Regions from separate parts of the Homo sapiens genome. Here region 2 is linked to region 1. Evidence: chromatin loops called from intact Hi-C (ENCODE). Cell type or tissue: Caco-2. All regions are shown on one strand.

Evidence for each region. Hi-C counts contacts between places; a loop is a spot of excess contacts. Peaks named below come from ENCODE experiments on the same cell type or tissue, not always from the same donor. Only the 100,000 strongest peaks of a DNase experiment are listed, where the experiment ranks them.
Region 2: a loop joins it to region 1, with 12 times the contacts of the local background. A loop is called at or near these places in 8 of 110 quality-filtered maps.

What each region holds. Positions count from the first base shown.
Region 1 is chr4:84,499,559-84,507,558 of GRCh38, forward strand. No RefSeq gene overlaps it. Among named protein-coding and RNA genes, the nearest start is that of NKX6-1, 4.3 kb to the left of the region's middle. RefSeq lists silencers at 4,392-4,441, 4,522-4,571. In Caco-2, a CTCF peak has its summit at 4,488 (motif pointing left); a DNase peak (open chromatin) is centred at 4,465; H3K4me3 peaks cover 374 bases.
Region 2 is chr4:84,156,531-84,164,530 of GRCh38, forward strand. All of the region lies in intron 5 of LINC02994 (long intergenic non-protein coding RNA 2994), which reads right to left. Among named protein-coding and RNA genes, the nearest start is that of LINC02994, 140 kb to the right of the region's middle. In Caco-2, no CTCF peak of the experiment used is centred here; a DNase peak (open chromatin) is centred at 3,451.

The sequences.
Region 1 (8,000 bases):
CCCGCTCCCTACTTCTTTCTCCTGTGGGCGGGGCCAGGAGGGGCGGGAGCTGGTGAGTGGTGCGGTTCCGCGCTGGGGCCAGTGGCCGCCTCAATTAATTGTGCTAAATAAAATGAGAAAGGGGAGGGGGAAGCAGAGACGAAGAGGGTATTACTTTTTAAAGAGAGGAATAATGAAAACTCAGCCCTTTTATGGAAAAGCAGTTCATATTCTTCCCTTGCTTCCCCACTAGCCCGCTCGCGTCATCCTATCCCCTTCCCCCACCAGCTCTGGAGGGCGCCTCACCTCGAACCAAGTCTGGTCCCTTGTAAAATGGAGCTAATGGAGCAGGCAGCCGGCGCAGCCCTGGCCTGGCTCCTTCTTTTGAAGGGATTAATTAAAGGCCATCTGGGCTCTCCCAGAATTGTGTAAATTAATTTGTTGCTCCTTAAGCCTTATAGATGTCCTTAATCCCCTTGTAGGCCAAAGGATCGTCCTCTTCCATCTTTCCACCTCCTGCTTTCCTTTTCTGTTCTTTCTCCTCCACTTTATTTTTTTTTTCATTCCCGAGTTCCCCCCCGCCCGTCGCTTCCCACCGCGTTCATTATCATTTATGGGTTACTCAATTCGCTGAAAACTGAATCCGTTTAATAGGAATATTTATCTGTCAGATGATGTTTATACCTGAGAACAGTGAGGGAGTTTTTTCCCTTAACTTTTCTCCCTTTGATTATTGTTGTTATTTCCTTTGGGTTTACATGGGGGTAGAATCATCAAAATTCAGGCGGAAACTTTAGATACAGAAGCATCTAGGTACACCCTGGGAACTGTAAGCTTTTGAAAACCCTCTCCAAAACTCTGGCGCCTACTCCCAATTCTAGAGTTGCTACGGGAGATGGAGATGTACCAGCTCCTGGACAGTGGTGGTGGGATGTCTATCTAGAGTTTAGGAGTTGAAGGGTGGCTTCCTTTACTCTCTAAATCTCTTCCATCTCTGGCTGATCTTTACGTTCCCGACAGGGTTGAACTGCGGGCTGGAGAAGGAAAACCCTTTGACAATTTTGAGAATTCAGCATGTTAAAGTAACACACCATTGGAAGGTGGTCGCTACAGCAAATTTGGATGAGATCATTAATTACAATTTTAATGAGCAGAAAACAGAAATAAACGCAATAAATGGCTCAAGAATAAAATTTGATCAGCACCACCGACGGATGGAGTTTAGCTATTGGTGTCAAAGCGCTCATTTGGGTCCAAGCACGAAAAGCCAGGAGGGCGTACTCCGCTTCGATAACCTTCGTTTACTAAGCACTAGTTTTTAAGGGTCAGCTTGAGTTTGAGTCTGAAACTGGGGGAAGGAAGGGTTATATTTGCCAGTTTTATTTCCTTCTAAGATAGAAGCAATGTTATTTGGTCCTCCTCTTCCTTTATCTTTCTTCATTAACTTCAAGACTGGTTTAAATCTATTATTTCATGGACTTTAGAATCTGACCTGGGGTAAGGTGAAGTCCTTCGTCAGCATGAATAGTGCTAAGGAGTCAAGCCAAGACTTGCTTCAGAAGAGAGCTGATGTGCGGACCTTCTGCATTTCCACGCGGGGATCCAGTGCTTGGGTCTAAACCCCAGCGCCCTGCCACCTCGGCCAGGAAGCTGCGGGAGGATGGTGGCAGGCATAGCCCGTCCTAGCCTTGAAACTGGGGGGCCTATGTCTCTGGCTTCGTTACAAACGAAACGTTTCTCGCCTTCGGACACTCCACCCTGGCGGTGGTACCCAACCTTCAGTCTCCACTCTGCGCCTGGCCCTCCAGCGACCTCCTCACATCCTCCAGGACACTGCATTCTCAAGGACTAGGTAGGAATTGGGAGGAAAAGAGGCCAGTCATCCCCAAAGATTCCAATGTTAAAGAGTGATCCCCTTTTTATCTCATGTAAATATTATGACTCGGAAGAGAGTTGAATATTTCCCTATTGAGAATGTTAGTATCTACTATTGGAGGCGGGGTTGCCAAAGAGAGACACGGGGGTGGGGGAGAGATTGAGACTGAGATTCAACTCAATCCAACTCAGGGTGAACTGTCTTGAGTAAATAGTTGCAACGCTTGGTGTAAGGATGTCTCCATCGTTCACTTTTACGTATCATTTGCATTGCCAAATTAAAATGGCAGCATTGTTCTTAATTATGACAATAAAAAATTCCGGATCCGTGTACCTTGATCCCTGGTAGTGAGGGGGTGAGCCCCGGGTGCTCGATCCCGCGTAGAGCAGCGTGTATTGCAGACGCACGCTGGGCAGCACGGGAAGGCAGGCCGGTGCCTCCTGCCAGGTGCTAGTTGTAGTGGATCTGCTGCCTGTCTACAGCTGGGAGCGGTGACAACGATGGAGCGTCCTCGGAGAGGGTGGGCTGCCCCCTGTCACTCCCGGGGGAAGATCGCCCTGCCCTCCGCTCTAACTGCGTGGTTGAAACCAGTTTCGGGACCCGAGTCCTGGTCCCGCTGACGCGGGAGGCTTGTTTCTGGTGGGGCAGTCTTAACGCATTGCCTTCAGATGCCTTTGAGAGTCAGGACTTGCTCTTTCTTGGGGATCCTCCGAAACCAGCATGCCTTCCTGCCCACGACCTAATAAAGTGGGACTTTTTCAAGTACCCCTTGGGAGTGGACGTGTAACACGTGGTCGCAAGGATCCCGGCGCATCTCTACGCAGTATATCTAATGGGGATGGGGGGGCTCTGTTTGAAAGCAAATGATTTGCATTTTAATTGAAAAATAAATGAAAGCGGTTTGGCAAATTCTGAGGTTGCAAAAAGGGTTTAAAGGGTGGCGGTGAGGAAGGTTCTGTGCTCCTCGACTTTGAGGCTGGAAACAACAGCATTTGTTTTCTGGTTACTGTTTTTAGCTTGCTGGCATTGTTGCCTAGTCTGTGCCGTCCACTTGACCTCTCTACCTGCAGTCTAACCCTTGACGCAGAAATGCCAAGCGCGTTTTGATACTTGTTTTAAGTTAAAAGAATAGCCACCAAATTCAAGGTAACTAACGGAAGGAATGCAAATGAACTCTCAGCTAAACGTACTAACATTCTGAAGGGAGGGATGATAACGGTTTTGCCCCAAATACAGTAATGTCAAATGTCGGGATACTCAAGTGTAGCAGCAGAAAGTCAATTTCTATTCTGCAGAAAAAAAGTGGGTGGGGTGGGGTCGGATGGGGAGAGGAATGAAGGGAATTATGTGTGTGTTTCAGTCCAAAAATCTCTCTAAAATGCAGTTGCTTGAAGTGTCTGGATGACTTCTTTAATAACTCCATTTCACCTGACGAATAGGGCCTGTTTGTGCTGAACCCGCGGGACAGCTGGGTTTAACTGAATGTCATAAAAGGATTGAGCTGATTGCTAGGTAGAAATACAAGGAAGAAGGAAGAATGTCCCCAAGCTTGAACCAACCTACCCTTGAGGAAGGATAGCAGGGCGAGGGGGAGAACGTGTCTGTCTTTCTTTGCTTCCTATAAACGCCGTAGAGTGGAAACTGCACCTTTGCCACAACTTCTGCTGCCCAGCACTTAAGGTAGAGATTTGGGAAGAATTGAAGCAGACAGCGTGGAAAAGCGCCGTAGGATCTTGCGTTCGGCGCTCTCCCAGTGGAGGCCAACACCAAACAAGTGGGGAAGCGACCAGTGTAAACAGCCCCATCCATTCTACCACAGAAAAGATCTCGAAGTCCAGGACCTCCCTCAGCGATATCGTCAGTGAGAGAGAGGATTACAGCTCTCCATAGAGTCGCAGAATACGTACCTGGGAGTTAAGTGCGCTCCGAAGGGTGGCTTCTGAAAGGTCCAAGAAAATGGAAAATACTAAAGTCCAGAAACATCTGCAATACCAAAACCCGAGTCCTGGAATTAGTGTAAATGCGAGAAAACACCAATGAACTACTAGAGAGAAAACTGGCCTTGAACTTTAGCAAAGCACACACCGCCAAAGATTTTATACATATACATATACAAATGAAAATCTCTTTTCATTCGAAAATTAAAATTTCCCCCGGCCCCGCGTGCGCAAGCATTTTCTTTTCAGGGAACCATTTCCTTTTAGGAAACCCACTTGGATTGAAGTACATTCTAAAATATGGAAGCGTGGAATCAAAGTGCTTATAGGAAGGTCTGTAGATTTCCAGAATTTTCTTACAGAATGAAGTGCTAATCCAGTTTGATGCACCAGATTAAAAAGTATCTGATGTGAACAGCCATGAAAAACTTATGTATGTATAAATAACGTTTTTTGAACATAATTTTTTAAACGACTCTGTAAACTTGTTCCTCTTTATATTCCGCTACAAATTGTTGCTTCTGACTTGAGTGTGCCTCAGTGTGTTCGTGGTGGTCCTTCCAGCTGCCGCCTCCTTGTGCAGCTCCTTATTCTTCAGTGAGAAAAAAAGTTATTTTATTTGCATCGCGGCTTGGCTTACAGTGCGGCCATAGGCCCGTTTGATGAAACGCTGAACAGTTATCGCCCTCTTGTGGAAAAAACTTCTTAGCGTTTCACTCTGTCTAGGAAAGACAAGGCTGCTTGGTTCTGTTGACTGCTATACCTCATTTCCTCACTGAGGCAGTCTGCCTTTGTGCAACTGCAATTACATTTGATTAATATCTGCTTAATTTTTAACTGGAATGCTAAATTCATAAACTATGGACATGGCAGCTCTTGCTTAAAGCAGAAAACCCCTTCTAAAATGAAGATTTATATTTTAAATCTTTCTCTCCTACTTCTCTTTGACTCCATTATTTGACTCCAGTATGACAGAACAAATCTCAACTGTTATTGACATTATTCTGGTTTTCTGCTTTTCCTCTCTGATTATCAAAACAGCATATTTGCTCAATACAGAACATTTGGAAAATAGAGAAAATTATAAAAAAGCACAGAGTAACCTACAATTCCACCATCAGTGGCAAACACTCTGATATTTTGGCATATTTGCTTGTTATCTGTTTTCTGGTCTTTATTTTGTACTTTGTTTTAATGATTGAGATCATATGGAGCATATAATATTGCACCTTTAAGCCCATTTTTATAACCTGCTTTATTCACTTAATTGAAGCAAGAACAGATCTGTCTTTGGAATGTCCTGAATCTAACCTCCTGTGAGGTGAAAAGGGCCCTTCCCTGAAGGGCTTGGGAATACCTCACTCTAATAAACAGTAATCTGGTTTGGAGACTACTTCAATGCCAAGATTGCTGCCCTGATTCTTCCACTTACCATTTGCCCCCTTCACATCCTCAAATACTTTGCTATTAGTTCTCAGAATTTTATGATACAAATAGAATAAAAATACCCAACACTGAGTGTTTAGTGTTCCAAGTATTTTACAGTATTAATCCAACAACTCTATGAGTTAGGAACTATAATTGTCCCCATTATAAGGAATAAAATTAAAGCACAGAGAAGTTAAGTAACTTGCCCAAGATCACACAGCTACTAAGTGGGGAAACTGGGATTTAACCTTCTGGTAGTCTGACTGCAGAATCTATTATTTAATCACTAGATTCTACCACCCCTCTGATAACTGAAAAAAAATTAATGCATATGAAAGCCGTCGGAATATTACAAATTGATAAATAAATATAAAGTGAATCCTTGCACATTCCATTCCAGAAAAGAAACTACAATTCACATTTTCTTAGACAATAAAAACATTAAAAAGATTTTAGAATTTATTGAATTCTTTTTAACGTTATTCAAAAAAGAATTTAATTCCTGAAAATAATACTATGCCCTGGTCTACACACAAGTCGAATATTTAAGTTTCAAAATAATTTTAATATTATTTTTTAAATAAATAGACTTTATTATTTAAAGCAGTTTTAAGCATTTAAATTATTTTTTGGCTGGGCATGGTGACTCACACTTCTGAGCCCAGCTCTTTGGGAGGCAACAGCAGGAGGATCACTGAGGCCAGGAGTTCAAGACCAGCCTGGGCAACATGTTAAGTCTCTATTTTTACAAATAATTTAAAAAATTAGTTGGGCTAGTGTGGTGCACACCTGTAATCCCAGCTACTCAGGAGGCTAAGGTGGAAGGATCACTTAAGCCCAGGAGTTTGAGGCTGTGATGAGCTATGATCACATGACTGCACTCCAACCTGGGCAGCAGAGCAAGACCCTGTCTCAAAAACAATTTTTAAAAAATTTTTTTAAATAAATAAATAAATGGAAAAATAGTAATCACTTTTTAACTTTACTTTTTAGTTTTAACATACAATACACACACTTCAGCTTTATATCCTTGTTCCCTGAACCTAGCAGGTTCATAGATTTCTTTCAGAGGTGGTCTAGAATGAAGCTCTAAAAAGCTGTGCAAAGACCAGGTAGCCTTCAGAACAAACCAGTCAAACTTCCTGATGTTAATCATCAATGGAAGATCAGGTCCTTGAGAAGGAAGGAGGCATTTGAAAAGAAGGCCTTACACAATTTAAAATGAGGAAATGTTTATCCCACTTCCAGTCTCCTTATTTTGGGCTTCAAGCTCCCTTTGGTACTTTGAATGGAGAGGTTAAAGGTAAGCACGATTGCGTGGAGACAAAACTTGTTGTAGGAGGAAGGAATTCCTGCAAAGAACCCCTAGTTGAGGATGAGAACATTGCATACGTTAGTTTATCTAGTTTCATGACATTCATTTTCTCACTTTGATTTTCCCTGTGCTATTAGTAAGACTTCGTTTAAATGTTCTAGTGGGATCTAGAAATTGTTCCTGGAAAGTAAGAAGAAAATCTGCCCACATTTGTACCAGAATAGTAAAGGGAGATTTGTGCCCCTTCTAGACTGTCTAGGTGGCTATGAGGGCCAGTTACTTCTGCTCTCCAAGACAGAAATGTTGTCCCACCTCAGGAAGGATTGCACTAGTGAACTACGATAAGTGGCAATTTGTATTTTTCACAGAAATGGACATTCATCTGATAAAGTTAAGAGGTTATAATATAGTGATAACAAGGACTACATTGTTTTTAGAATAGTGGTTCTAACCCTCTCAGAATTAGTGCTACCTTTTCAAAACAATATTTAGCAATGGCCCCTTTACTACCCTGAAACGATATTCATAGGTTATAGAATTTATCTACACATATAATTTTAAAAAATCAATATAGAGTGTTAACTATGACATAAAGAAGTAAAAAGAAAATAATTTATAATATAACATGTACAGTAATTCTATATGTAAATACATAGACTGTCTACACTGAAGACATAATGAAATAATCAGATATACCTATATATAGAGTCTGGTAAATGCAATAACTACAAATACAGGCTGATTAGGGAGATTTAAATTTTATGAGTGGCACTGACTCGATTGTTGATTTTCAGAAATAATGAATAACTCTTAAATGAAACAAAGTGTGTTCTTCCCTTAATGTACATTCCTGGATAATTCAGAATTTATTGAAACTATATAAAATACTTTGTGTTTATATATTAAACAGGGCAAATTCTGGGCTCAACAACAGTAAGTAGGCTTGTCACTTCTATAAATGCCCATTGTGAGATTTGGAAATTTTACTTTGGTGGGAATGTCCCATGCACTGCAGGGCATTTAGCCTCTTTGGACCCTATTATGCCAATTAATTGCCAGTGTCATTCCTAACCAATCTGACCAGCGGAAAGCACCCACAGATTTGTCAAATGCCCCCCATTGAGAATAACTGCTTAAGAACTATAGCGTTTAGGAAGTGTTTTTACATATATTAAATTTACAAAGCAATTTCAAATATAGTATCTTATTTAATCCTCCCCAAAACCTGTGAGGAGGACATTATTACTGTCATTTTAAGAATGAAAAAACTAGGGTTTTAAAGATGATGTGAGAAAACTCAGTCATTCACCGTAGCATATCCTTTTCTCCCAGACCCATCAGTCTGGAGCATAGGTAGCCCAGGTAGAATGAATGATGTCATTCAGCACATGACCCAGAAAACTCCATTACATCTAGTTTGGCTATCTAGTCTAGGACTGTGCATTATAATTGCCATTAGTCACAT
Region 2 (8,000 bases), 340 kb before region 1:
CTTATATGTTACCCAGCTCACAGCAGAAGGCCAGTAAGTCTCAGATCCTCTATAAGCAGGAATCTTCTCCACCAAGAAATTCTGGATGGGGATTGGGGTGGGGAGCAGATTCCTAACTAATCCCTGTCCTTTAAAAAAAACATTTAAAATAGTTTTGTGCTAGACTATTTAAAATAAAAAATGCCTTCTGGTATGCTAACTTGTACTTTGTAATTTGGAGTAAGAGACCAGATTTTTGCTATTTGAGAATAAATTTTATGTTGAGACTACGACTTTTTTAAAGAAGGAATTTCTACAATTCAGAAACTTGAACAAACCAAGGACTTCATAAATATATACTGAATGACTGAATAAATACAGGAATCAATCAATCAATCAATCAATGTGGCTAATGATGTTTCCTGAAGAGCAGAGAAGAATATTTTTCCCCAGGAAAATATAAAAGCTCCCCTGTAAACGTTCCAACTAAAGCTATTGTTAGAAAGTAGAAAAGTTGAGGCAGCCACTCAAAACGGTTTATTTTCCAGTTTATATTTATGATTCTGGTTTATTATGTTTATGGTCTAGACCTCAGTCAAGGAACTTGAATTGCATTTGGAATTTTTACTCCATGAGATATTTTGTTCATTTGTGGGTCACCTGCTTATGATTCCATCTACCTCACAGAAGCCAGCATCCATTTGTCTGGCTCCAACAGCTACATTGCCCTAGCTTAACAGTCAAGAGACATGACTCTGACACTTGCCAGTTTTGCAAAACTGTGCATTTTATGAACTTATTAGACTTTTTGTAGTCTTACTTTTAAAAAGAGATGGTTAAAACTGATTATTCACATCTATTCTGGTTATAAAATTAGAAGATTATTCCATAAAGTGGCTATCCTTCGGGAGGCTAAAATATTAGGAAACTCAGAGGCACTGAGCAGAACTCTCGCACTCACTCTATCCTATGCGAAAGCACCCTCCGTCATCTTTGGAGGCATAGCAGATGGCTGTAGTGCAACCCTTCCCTGTAGCTTGCCATGGGCTCCCAGTCTCCAGGCTCAGGTTTTGTGAGCCCAGGAACCCTTTGCTTGGTTTCTTGCACTTCCTTTCACCCCGCCTCTTCTTTAGATTCTTCTCCAATTTTTTTTTGTTCTCTCCTATACCAGTTCTGTGAATTTAAAAAACTGCTTCAACAATTTCCTCTGCTCTTAAAGGTCTGTATCCCCATCCTGAAGGTCTCTGTCCTTGTACATCCAGTTTTAAATAGTGATATTTATACTGTCCCTGGATTTTTTTTTTTTTTTTTTCTGAACTGCTGACCGAAACAAAAATAGGCAAGAGCTCCAGCCAGGACTGAGTAATGAATGCAGGATTAACAACAATTAGTCCTGAATATAGATGTATTCTAGAGTGTGCATGGAAGCTGCATGCCATGTTGGGGGAAAGTGTCGTCTGTGGTAGGGAAACATTTTGAACTCTCAGCAGGGAGACACCCCTGTAGATCCAGTGCTAAAGGAGGGAATCGCCAATGATAAAAACAAATCTTCAAAACATGGGGCAATGAGAAAGTCTTTAGCTGGTCTGTGACAGGAAGCACAGATGTCTAAATCTACAAACATTCTACCCTTAGGGGGCAAATATTAGTAAAAAAGAGTTCTCCTTGTCTCTAAAACAAATCCAGGTTTCTAGAAAATGTTGGTGATTTGGTTTAGAAGACAAGGATGTTGTTGGAGATGAAAAGATATTTTAATTTTTCTCTTTCTCTGAAATTAGGTCAAGTAAATTCTTAGATGCATGCTTTCTAGAATGTCTCCATGTTTTAAAAACTCTATCTTCAGTACATATTATTTTTATTTTAACTTTATCCTGGAATGAGAGAATATGTCGGAAGGTGCTTCACCTCCTAACACAACGTCTGGCAAGCGCTTCAAAATGCCAGTTCAATTAGGTGTTTGATGAAAGCAGGAAAGTTGACTTGTTTAACTTACCAGAAAATAAATAGAAAAGAAAAAAGAAGCTCTATACATATAAAATTGTACAAGCCCTCCCAATCTGACAAGCCTGTATAAAAGCCTTCTGACCGAAGAGGGACCTTTCCCTTAAAAAGAATGAAACAATAATTTGGGTAGAGTCTGGAGAAGGCTAAAGGGCAATTCCATTTCTCATGGTCACTTGAGAGGCAGGGAATTAGTCCAGCTAGGGTGATGCCACCACCACCACCACAGTGCTGGGCAAGTGTAACAAATAGTAGGGACACTGCTTGTCATTTTAGTTAATAATTATAAGGCATACAATTTGTTTCACTATAAAGTCCACCCAGTGGAAACAAGTTTTCCTCCACCTTGTGCAGTGCAGAGTGTCAAAGTCTCATTATTCCTGCTCAATCAGCTTCGGCCGATGTGTAAATATTGAAGCAAGTCTGAGGAGCCAAGGAAGGGAATGATTATTACGACATTAATACTAATGAGCGAAATGGAATCGGGGATGTGTTTAGCTAATGTTGCCACAGAAGGAGGTGACTTAAAAAGGAAAAAGAAATCAACAGGATGGTTATTGATTTTAAAAAGATGATCAAGACATAAAATCCACATGAGGAAGGAATCAAAGAAAGATTATGGCTCTAGGAACTCTCTCTCTCTCTCTCTGTGTGTGTGTGTGTGTGTGTGTGTGTGTGTGTGTACATGTACACGTGTGTACCAATTTAATATTTAGTTTATTCAAAAGTCTCTGTGTGGACTGAAGCAGGCTACTACATGCCAATAAGAACAGTCCACACACAGCTTTCTTGTTTCTCCTCCTTGCTGGTAGCTTTTCTTGGTACCTTTAATATCTGTTTATGTACCCACAGCAAATACAGACTCTTATCGGCTCATCCCCTTGTCTTCTATTGTAGAGATGTCAAAAGATCGAGACAGTCTGTGAGGGTGGAGAACATAGGAGACAATATAATGACAGTTATGTGAACTTATGAAAGTCATTTTTCCTTTACACCTCATTAAATGTTGTAACACCATCCTTATCAAATCCATCCGAACCTCAAACAAAAGCCATTTATACAGGAATGGACAGGGTGCTTATTTATTTTAAGGGGTCTGCCACATATTTATTGGCTGCAATAACTCTTTACATCCCTCATTTTGGAATGCTTGCACTTCAAAAGAAATTAAATTTCTTGTAACAGTAAAGGAGGTTTAGAAATAGGCTATTCTCTAAATGTTTGTTTTTAAAAATAAAAATAACCCTCAGGTTCTGCCCAAACTTTAGGGAGGCTCTGCCAGCAGCTTTTCATTTTCTTCCACAGAGCACTGTGGACGGCTCATGGAGCCCGGCACAGAGATCTGCTGCTGCTAGTGTTCAAAGCCTGTCAGCTGTCAGCATCCCCAAAGGGTCTACATGCCTGAAGTAAGCAGAGACAGCGCTTTATCTAGGCAGAAACTCACCCGGTGCTTCTCTCAGCAGACACAGGGAGGCAGTGCGGGAAAGCTTGGCTTCAGCCAGGCAGGAGGGGAGGAGAGGTGCCCCAGAGTTTATCTTTTCCACTGGTTTACTTTTTACAGAGTTACTTTTAGCACTGGTAAAGTCCTGAAGTCCCCAATTGCTTGCTTAACTTTTATACAACTAAGAATTTTTAATGAAAATCATCAGGTTACCTGACCAATGAAACAAACCCCTTCCAAAAACTTTACTTTTTTAAATGATAATGTGTATGTGTGATCAGAGAAAAGAATACTATATAATAACTTTAAAAAGTGACAATTATTTATTTAAAGCAGAATACATGATATATCAAATATCCAGCACCCATCACCTGTCAAAGGCACATATCCAGAGTTTCCGTGCCAATCCTGCTTTCCTAAAAGGATTTACGATGCACATTGAAATACATTATTTCACCAAATTCCTCTACTAGTTCTTGAGATCACAATAGTCATGGAATTGTTTCCATTTCATGAGGAACTGAGGTTGGAGAGTTTGCATGGTTCGAGAAGATCACATGGCCAGTAAGCCATAAGTCAGGATTTCAACCTAAGTCATCTGACTCCATGTCAAGGGTCATTCACTTTACCCCAGTCAGATTTACACAGAAATCAGAAATCAGTGATTTCCCAGGCTGCTTCTCACAGTATTCTTAAAGGAGAGTGAATTAGGGGGTATCCTCTTTCCTTTGACCAATGTAGAAAACAGGTCATAAAGCTTGAAATCTCATCATCATAAACCTTTCTCCAAGTATAATCCCCAATCTCATAGTCAATGTATTCAAACTGAACTCCCCTTATCAGTTTTTCTGCCTGAAGTATTATATGAAACCAATTTTTTGCTCTTATTCTCCATTCTGTTACTATCACTCTCACATGTATCTTTTTCTCCCCTCCTTACACCTTGAACCTGTTGATGAGTTTTCAAAACATGTGGATATCTCTTCTGCAGCACCTTCCTCATCTTCCTTCTTCTTCATGCACACTATGGTCAGGTCACATAGATATTATTTGTCTCTTTCTTAGAATTGGGAGTTTCCAAACTAATGCCCTTACTTCCATTTCTTCCCTCTTCTAATCTATCCTACATGACACTTCTAGATTAACCATTCTTAGGAGTGCTCTAATTAAACCACTGACCACCTCCAAAGCCTTCAAGATCTTCCCTTGGCTTATTCAAACAATGTAAGAACTCTTAATCCACAAACATGGCACAATCTGACTTAACCTCATTTCCAAACATATTCCCTCATTTATCCCTCATGAAGGTTCTGCCCCTTCTAGCTGCTTCTTTATGTATATATTATACTTTAAGTTCTAGGGTACATGTGAGCTGTCCACTTGCACGTGTACAGCGACTGCCCTTTTCCACCCTGCCAGCACCTCCGAATTCTATACTCACCAAAGTCTAAGTCGAACACTGGGTTTTTCATGAAATCTCCCCAGGTTCACCCAGAGAGGTAATTTTTCTCTTAAAATTCCTATTCACAATCCAATGCAAATTCTCTTTTTTTTTTTTTTTTTTTTTTTTTGGAGACAGAGTCTCACTCTGTTGGCCAGGCTGGAGTGCAGTGGCATGATCTTGGCTCTCTGCAACCTCTGCCTCCCAGGCTCAAGCAATTCTCCTGCCTCAGCCTCCCGAGTAGCTGGGATTACAGGGGTGTGCCACCACGCCCGGCTAATTTTTGTATTTTTAGTAGAGACGGGGTTTCACCCTGTTGGCCAGGCTGGTCTTGAACTCCTGACCTCAGGTAATCCACCTGCCTCAGCCTCCCAAAGTGCTGGGATTACAGCATGAGCCACCGTGCCCAGCCACAAATTCTTTTAAAAATAAGGTTGAGTATAAATAGTACATATATTTTTAAAACTCTCAGGACACTTCTCTTATCCACCATCTCTTGAAATTATAGTTACTGGTATACAAGTTAATCTTCTTTCCCATGGCAAAAGTGCATAAAGGCAAGAGCCAGGTCTCATCTTTGAATTCACAACAGCCCCAGAACTGCTTTCAGATATTTTGTGCTAAGTAAGTAACTGGATTAAGGGAGAAAGGGTTGTGATTGAGCCAAGATGAAACTTCCATTTATCTTTCCTATGCACTAGACATATATGTAACATATTTAGTTAGATGTTCCATCACTCAATAAATCATTTTGTAAAATATTTACTGAGCCCATAATATCTGTCAGCATTGTACTGGGTGCTATGGTAAACAAAAAAAGGCACAGTTCAAAGTACTAGGGAAGATAGATAATGAAAAAATTGTAACTTTTTTCAAATAGTGAAGAGACCAGAAAAACATGCAAAGTGAGTGAAGCAATTGAGGAAGGGCTATGAAAAAAACCCTACTCAGGTACAGGGGTTCAAGGAAACTTTCTTAGAGGATAAACAAGACTGAAAGGGTGAGAGGAAGCCAGCCATGCAAAGACCGGGAGGAAGTTCATTCCAGACAGAAGAAACCGCAGGAGTATTCGCTGAGAAGTGAGGAAAAGTGTGGCGTTTTCTAGGAACTGAAGGAAGACAAACACAGCTGGGTTATAATGAATGAATGGAAGGGTAGACCAAAATTGAAGAGGCAGACAAGAACAAGGTCATATGGATCTTGTAGACCCTGGTGAGGAAGTCGATTTTCTTTGAAGTCTGTGGGAAGCTATTACACAGTTTAAACGGTAGAATATCATGATCTATTTGTGGTTTCAGATCATTCTGGCCACTGTGAAGAGAACAGATTTTAACAGACAAGAGTTAAGGCAGAGAAACTGGTAAGGGCACTATTGCAGAGGTCCAAGCAGAAATGATGTGGCAGACTTTTGCACAGCAGCAGCACAGGGCAGCAAAAACACGGATTGTTAAATAGGAGGTGTGAGGGAGAGAAAAGACCCAAGGACAGTGCCCAGGTTTCTGGCTTAGCCATTGAGTAATCAGTGTTACCATTTACTAAGACAAGAAAGACTGAAAGAATAAGTTTGAAAGGAAATAATTAGCTCAAATTCTAAAGCCACCTTAAATTATAATTACTCATATGGTGAATATGTGATACATGTTTATGAACACCTACTGTGTGCCAGACACTGCATTAGATGCCAGAGTAAATAAGACAAGGTACCTGCCTTTATAGCCCATGCCATCTGGTGACAAATACCTATATCATTTAAAAGTTTTTAAAGTTAGGTGGTATACAGGATTGTGTACAGACATTCAGATTCTGCTGTTGGGAATTTTATAGAATAAAATGTCACACTACCTTTTAAGATCCTTTTCCTTGATGCTTTGCTCATGTTTGAGAGAATAAAATTAACTTACCATTTTGCAAATGAATCCTAGAAATTTGTGGACATAGAAGTCCAAACCAAACACATAGTAAATTTTGGGAACAGCTCCTCATAATTTGCTTTTAAAAATATGATATCAAATTTTCCCTAACCTAAGCCCTAAGTATTCTTCATAGACAAGCATGGTTGGAGCGTAGTCTGAAGTTGCCTATCCCAATCTCTGCTTTCATGGCTAGGCTACTCACAACAGGCACTTTGTGTTTTTAAAGTGACTGCTTTAAAAAGAGAGAGAGAAAAAGAGAGAGGTTGCACAATGTTATTCTACAACCTTATCAAGAAGAGTGTCAGACCAAAAAAAAAAAAAAAAGTCAAGTTGGGAAACTACTTAAAATTATCATTACATCCTGCTTTTCAGTCTGACCAGAACTTATATCCTGAAAATTTTCTCTGTATACATCATAGTTTATGATAAAATCATTCAAAGAATAACCCACATAAGGCTAAAAGAAAATATTGCTTCTCATATTACCTCTTTTTAACATTTTACCTAATCTTCCCCAGCATTTGCAATATATTATATAACAAAATACATTACACATTCATTAACTGACCATGTGTGGAGAACTCAGACTCTGAACCCAAGTTAATAAAATACTCATAAATTAAAATTTGGCCACAGGATCAACAGACAATTTATTGATAGCTCTCTTGAAATTCCTGCTTAGCCAGCTCAAAGTGTCATATTGTTAATGTGATGATAGTTTGCTTTATGCTTTGTAACATTTGTCCACATCAAAGGATTCTTTTTTCCTTTAACATGTCCAGAATTAGCTTCATCAATTTTCTAAAATATAGTTTACATAAAGTCACACTCTAATAGGCATCCTCCTAAAGCTGAAAGTCCTGTTTTCCTCAGAAAATGTCATTCTGATGCTTGTCCTGGCTTATTCTCCAGCTGTATTGCGGCCAGCCAAGACGCTCTGACCATATGCACTGACTAAATCACTATACTTCTTCTCTGGTAACATCAAATATATACAGCAGTCATCTGTCTTCCTTTGATCTTCAGCTAGCACAAGCCCTTTCTCACTAAGTTGTCCTCCATGGTTTGTTTTTGATAGTTAAACAGTTTGGACATCTCTAAAAGTGGAGTGACATTGACACAGAGATAAGGTGCCAATCAATTTATTAAGTGATTTCATACAAAAATGGCAAACTTAACATGACCCTAAAGCATGGCTGATTGGGCCAACAAGAAGCGTGAAGAA